2 separate regions of the Homo sapiens genome follow, and region 2 is linked to region 1. A link is a contact called in ENCODE Hi-C or POLR2A ChIA-PET data. All regions are on one chromosome and are shown on one strand. Each heading gives the region's core, a stretch centred on a gene start or an enhancer-like site at or near the end of the contact. The rest is flanking DNA. Distances are from core to core; before and after follow the strand shown. Region 1 overlaps ARHGAP10 (Rho GTPase activating protein 10). Region 2 overlaps ARHGAP10 (Rho GTPase activating protein 10).

Region 1 (2,786 bases), core at 183-2,682:
CTCAAAAACAAACAAAAAAAAAGATTAAGTGACCACTATGAAATCCTTGGAACCAATTTTAGACTATTTCTACCTCCATTTTACAGTCATTTTGCATTCCTTTCTTAATCTGTGGCTTTTAACATGCTGATGGTTTCTAAAACTTTTAAGTTAAAAAAAATTTAAGTAAAACAAGAGTCTTTCAAAGTTCTCAGAATGTACTGGCAACCATTTTAGCTGCTTAAAGACATTCCTTTTCTCCTTGTCCCGGTGTCGGGGGTATGGGCTTACTAAACTATACAAAGGCCCTCTGCTGTGTCTCCACCCCACAAACTCTAGCTCCAATACTTCTTCCATAAACCCTTTCCTAACAGCCACAAGCTTAGGGGCTGCCCACTCCATGTGAGCCACATTATCTTTGCTGGCGCACTTTGTATATTGTTTTCTTTTCCCATTCCTTGTCTGAAGCACTTAGTATAGGCTATTTAATTAGCTCTTTACCACTTACTCTCCAGTATCACACTGGAAATTTCTTGAGGCAAGTATCTATTCTTCCTCAAAAGTTTCAGGCGAGTGTTCTGCAATGCATCAGTTATGTTTTAGTAAGCATTCAAAGGTATTTAAAGAAACAAAGGTAGCCACAGTGATTCCACTTTAAAAAAAAAAAAAAGTGATCAGTGACTATCAAGATGAGAAGTACCCAAACAATGTCAATATGGGTTAAGAATCCAACTTTTCAACTTTTACTAATTTCATTATTGCAACTCACTGATAACTTAGGAAAGTACTATTTTAAAGGTTTCCGAGGCAAATATAAAAGGATCAGGAATTCTTGTAAAGGAGAAAAAAAGCGGATGGGGAGAAGAACCTATAGATTGAAAGTGACTTGGAAATGTATCAGTCAAATGTAATATGTTTGGACTCAGATTCAAACAGACCAACTGTTATTGAGGGCGGGGCTTGGGGAGGGAAAGAGGCAGAATTGGAATGAGTATCAGGAAAACTTGAATATGACCTAACTTTTCACAAAATTAAGAAATTACTGATTGTGATAAGGATACTGTGTTTTTTTAAGTGTCTGCTTTTTGAGATATATACTGAAGTATTTGTGAATGAAACTGGGCTTTCTGTCAAAATAATGAGGAGAGCAGGGGGTCAAGGGGAGTAGGGATCACAGGAGAAACGAGACTGGTCTGAGGCTGGATGTCGAGTCCATGTAGTTTCATTGTATATTTCTCTCGACTTTGGTACATGTTTGAAATTTTCCAAGCTAAAAAGGAAGAAAGCATTAGGAGGTGTCCTGTTAATTCCGTGGTTGGCTGTGGCTGCCACCCACCCCAGCTTTGGACAGCGTCCTGCTTTCCAGCAGGTGTTTCTGTTCCCACAATGAGTTGTGTATGACACACCACACCACTCCTAAGGTTCATGGCCTTATACAGACACCACCCTATTCTCGTTCCTACCCTGCATGGGAACCCAACCTTGTCTAACACAGAGACCCTATCAACCTCCATCACAGCTGGAGCTTAAACCAGCCAGTTGGCTAACAACAGCTCTGCAAACCATGCTGTCTACTCCACACAGCCTGGAGCCAATACCATGTTCCTGTTTTTGGACCTCATCGCTCTATTTCTAGGAACCTAAAACAGAAACAGAATACTGAGCCTAACAATGGTCACACGCTATTTCTGTAGAGCTAAAATCCAGCACCACTCTGCTCAGAACTTTTCCTCCAGACACCAGGATGATGCCCTTTGTGCAGTATCCTACTGAAAAGGCAGTCCGCACCTCACCACTCCAGATATGCTGTAGCCCCGCCCCACCTGGCTCCTTGCCCTGTATTGTTTTGTAGCATTTTTCACTGCCTGCCAATGGATTACAGGTTTATTTCTACTTCACTACCCCCGCCTAGAATCTAACCTCCATGAAGGCAGAGACTTTTGCTTTCTTTGCCTTTACCTTTGTCCTGAGATTCTCAACAGCAACTGGAACATAAAAAGAGATCAATAGGTATGCGCTCAATGTTCAGGATGCCAGGGAAGTACAACTATCAAAGAGGGTTAAGAAAAAAAATTGACACTATTAACATAAACTAAGAACACGTACCTCACCAGCCCACACATCGGCTCCATGTACTAGAAAGGTGATGTCATGGCACTATTTTTATTCACCATCTTATTTAGTCTTTCCTAAATAGCTGAAAAATTGATGACTACAGGATCACATGAATAATGACTGTATCTGTCAGTGTGTGCCAGAAAAACCTCATGGGACCACACTGTCTTCACACACCCTCTACAGTATCTACAATATATACACACAAATTACCTCAAAATTTAGGAATGAGTGCAAATTATATTAGGGCTTTTGAGGACATATGTCTCTGTCACTTTTTTTTTTTTGAGATGGAGTCTCGCTCTGTCGCCCAGGCTGGAGTGCAATGGCGCCATCTCAGCTCACTGCAACCTCCGCCTCCCGGGCTCAACTGATTCTCCTGCCTCAGCCTCCCAAGTAGCTGGGACTACAGGTGCCCACAACACCCAGCTAATTTTTGTATTTTTAGTAGAGACGGGGTTTCACCAGGTTGGCCTGGCTGGTCTCAAACTTCTGACCTCAGGTGATCCACCCACCTCAGCCTTCCAAAGTGCTGGGATTACAGAGGCATCAGCCACTGCGCCCAGCCCTCTGTCACTTTTTAAATCCAAATCAGTGTCCTCCCGCAGCCCTAGCCAACATAAACCCCCACCAGCCACCACCCAGGAAATTAGAGTGACACCTACGAAGCCAGCTGCAGTGACAGGGAGGGC
Region 2 (2,786 bases), core at 214-2,713, 40 kb before region 1:
AGCTATCTCACTACATTCCTAATGAGACCTCAAATTACACTCAACATACCCTGACCAGCTTGTCAGTGAGGACGCTTCCAGGATCAACTAGCACTGAGAGGAAAAACATATACCACCTGATCAAAATGACATATAGTGTACTGCTTAATAACATTCTCCTAAATCTCTTTATCCGAGACCTGGCAGAAAGCACACATTTTCCAAAGGAAAATATTCAAGACCAATAGCAACTGTAAACACCAATGCATTAGTAAATATGCATAAAATGTAGGGAAGAAATTCTACTCAAATGATAAGCCTATCTGGGAACAAAAATCAAGATGCCCAGTTAAGTAGTGCATTATAAATTCAATGCCTTAAAGTGGAGTGCTCTTTTGTCTGTAGCAGACATAGCTGATTTAGAGTTAACATAACAAAGCTTATCCTTAGAATTGACCCAGAAACTGCAGGAAAAGCCGCCAGGTGGCAGAATTTCCCAAGCCTCAACCAACTGTAGAGCAGTTGGTCACACCAAGAGTTGACCAGCAGGTGGCAGCATACCCTCAGTTTCTCAGTACAAACAGATCAGCATTGTCTTCATTTAATTAAGGCTTTTCATACAACACACAAATGAAAAATACTTTTCAAACATCTTTTTATAAAGAAAGCTTTCACTTCCTTACATTCTGAATGTTGATCTGTAGTTCCATTTTGTAGTGATTGAAGTCTTTGGCAAGTTCATGGCCCTGATGATAGAAGGTAAACATCCCCTGAAAAAATGACAGCATCTAAGACACAGGAAGAAAAGAGATATTAGCACAAAAAAACTCAGGAGAAAAAAAGAATCATATAAACAACCAAGTGTTCCCCCCGCCATCTCACTGTTATTCCACTGAAATAAACTGATTAAAGGGAAGTCACTAATATTCAAGTAAACACAAGTACATATTATCTATTAATTGGTCTTTATAGAAAATGATGCTTTTTTCCCTTAAATATCACAGCCATTAGACAGCTTATATGGCATGTTCTGCAGGAAAAATTGAATTATTAAGTCATCCATTTGTCCTCTTTAGTCAGGAGAATCCCAATATTTGTAATTGAAATCTTATCACTATAGGTTGACACAATCTTTAAGAAAGTAAAATCACAGAATCAAAGAGCTCCAGGCTCTCCCCAGCCACATCCAGCAGACTGCAACCCCTGTGTTTTGTTGACAAAGATATTCCATGACTTGCCAGGGGCAGCCTCAAACCCGTAATTAAACCTTTACTTTCCTACCAACTCCCAACCTGTCTCTGAATTAGAGGGCTGTTGCCTCTGCTCCACATGTAAGTCAATAAATCTAGAAGTAAAAAGAAGTGATCTGGGGAGACAGTTAAGGAAATCTTGAGATTCATTTTCTTCCAAATGCCACACCGTGGGTGGTTAGGAATCTGGGGCTCTGACACCCAGCAGGCTCCATTCCCAACGTCAGCCATGACCTGTTATGGGACCTTAGGCAAATTACTCAGCCTTTCTCTACTTCTATTTCCTTATCTCCTCATTGAGTTATAGTGTGGAATAATGAGTTCGGTACAACACTTAGAACAATGGCTTGAACAGAGACTGAGCATTATAAATGCCCAATAAAAGCAGGCCATTATTATTATTTCACATTAAAAAGAAAGCTTTGAGGAGGTTGAGTTTTTCTCTAATGGTTTAGGTTAATGACTATCGCTCCAACTAAACCATAGCTCCACAAATGCTCATTTTTAATCATTACTTGGTTATTCTTGTTTCTATAAACCATACTCACAATGAGTAAATTGTATACTGTGTGAATATTATCTTAATAAAGCTGTTTAAGAAAAAGAAACCATTCAATAAGTCGATATTAAAATTAAAATGAATCCTGAGAATGAGATCCAGTGTTTTTTTGCTGAAATCCACATGAAATATCCTTTACATTATGATATATACATTCATGTGCATACATCTTCATATATAAACAACTGAAGCTACTAGAAAACATCTATATAATCACAAACAAAAATCATGTGTTTCTAATATAAGTAAAAAGAAATGTTAGAGTAACTCACAAAATTGTCTCAAATGTTCCATATCCTGCTTCTAAACTTAGATTGCCATAAGCATTGTGAATTGTGTTTGAAGTCATGTTACAAACGATTGTTTAAAGTACCAAAGTTTGAACCGGTATAAACAACCCATGTTCACTCATTCTAGTATAAATTATTTCAGAGAAATTTTTAAAAGATAGAGCTATAGGCTAAGGTGGCAGAAATTGCACATGGTTGCCTTCCTTGAGATCATGTAGCAATGGGAATATTACGTGTATTATCAGTGCAAATACAGCTGAGAACCACTGATTTAGAGGCAATTCCTTGACTTCATGGCTATCTGTGTCTGCCCTTTTTAATATGTCTCTTTCATGTTTATGCACTATGGCCTCTAGTAACTATAAACCATAAATCAGATCTAGGAAAATAAATACTTATCTTACATTGCAAAAATCCACCAGCAAACAACTTGGCAATACTCACAGGTTCCACAAACTCAAACTTCTTTCTTTCTTGGATTTCCTGCAGCTTACACACATACTCGAGAGACAGTTCATAGAAGTGTTGCCGGTTCTGCTCTACTTGGATATCTGCCTATGTTAAAATCACAGAGGTTAGTCAAACTGGAGATGGTGAAAAGTGAAACGCTACATCAGAGGTCATCACACTGTGGTCCATGGGCCAAAATACGGTGTGCTGCCTGATTTTGTAAATAAAGTATTGCAACACAGGTACGACAATTCATTT

The links. Hi-C counts contacts between places; a loop is a spot of excess contacts on that map. ChIA-PET counts read pairs that join two places held with the same protein, here RNA polymerase II (POLR2A). Pooled maps may share reads with other maps.
Region 2: a loop to region 1 is called in a map of heart right ventricle, with 5 times the contacts of the local background. The contact joins two enhancer-like sites. A Hi-C loop is called at or near these places in 10 of 168 maps with a recorded cell type or tissue (CD14-positive monocyte, OCI-LY7, Right ventricle myocardium inferior and 6 more) and 5 of 50 pooled maps. POLR2A ChIA-PET finds 5 or more read pairs at or near these places in 4 of 52 experiments (AG04450, GM10248, HEK293 and 1 more).

Annotation. Positions count from the first base shown.
Region 1 is chr4:147,825,042-147,827,827 of GRCh38, reverse strand. All of the region lies in intron 3 of ARHGAP10 (Rho GTPase activating protein 10), which reads right to left. Among named protein-coding and RNA genes, the nearest start is that of MIR4799, 44 kb to the right of the region's middle. Within about 2 kb of position 1,432, at least 14 of the 41 ENCODE cell types and tissues checked have a DNase peak (open chromatin) inside an H3K27ac peak, as active enhancers do.
Region 2 is chr4:147,864,693-147,867,478 of GRCh38, reverse strand. It overlaps ARHGAP10 (Rho GTPase activating protein 10), which reads right to left. Exons shown (of 23, transcript NM_024605.4): 6 at 2,523-2,633; 7 at 663-767. Among named protein-coding and RNA genes, the nearest start is that of MIR4799, 83 kb to the right of the region's middle. RefSeq lists enhancers at 1-3, 4-681 and silencers at 502-551, 350-574. Within about 2 kb of position 1,463, at least 2 of the 41 ENCODE cell types and tissues checked have a DNase peak (open chromatin) inside an H3K27ac peak, as active enhancers do.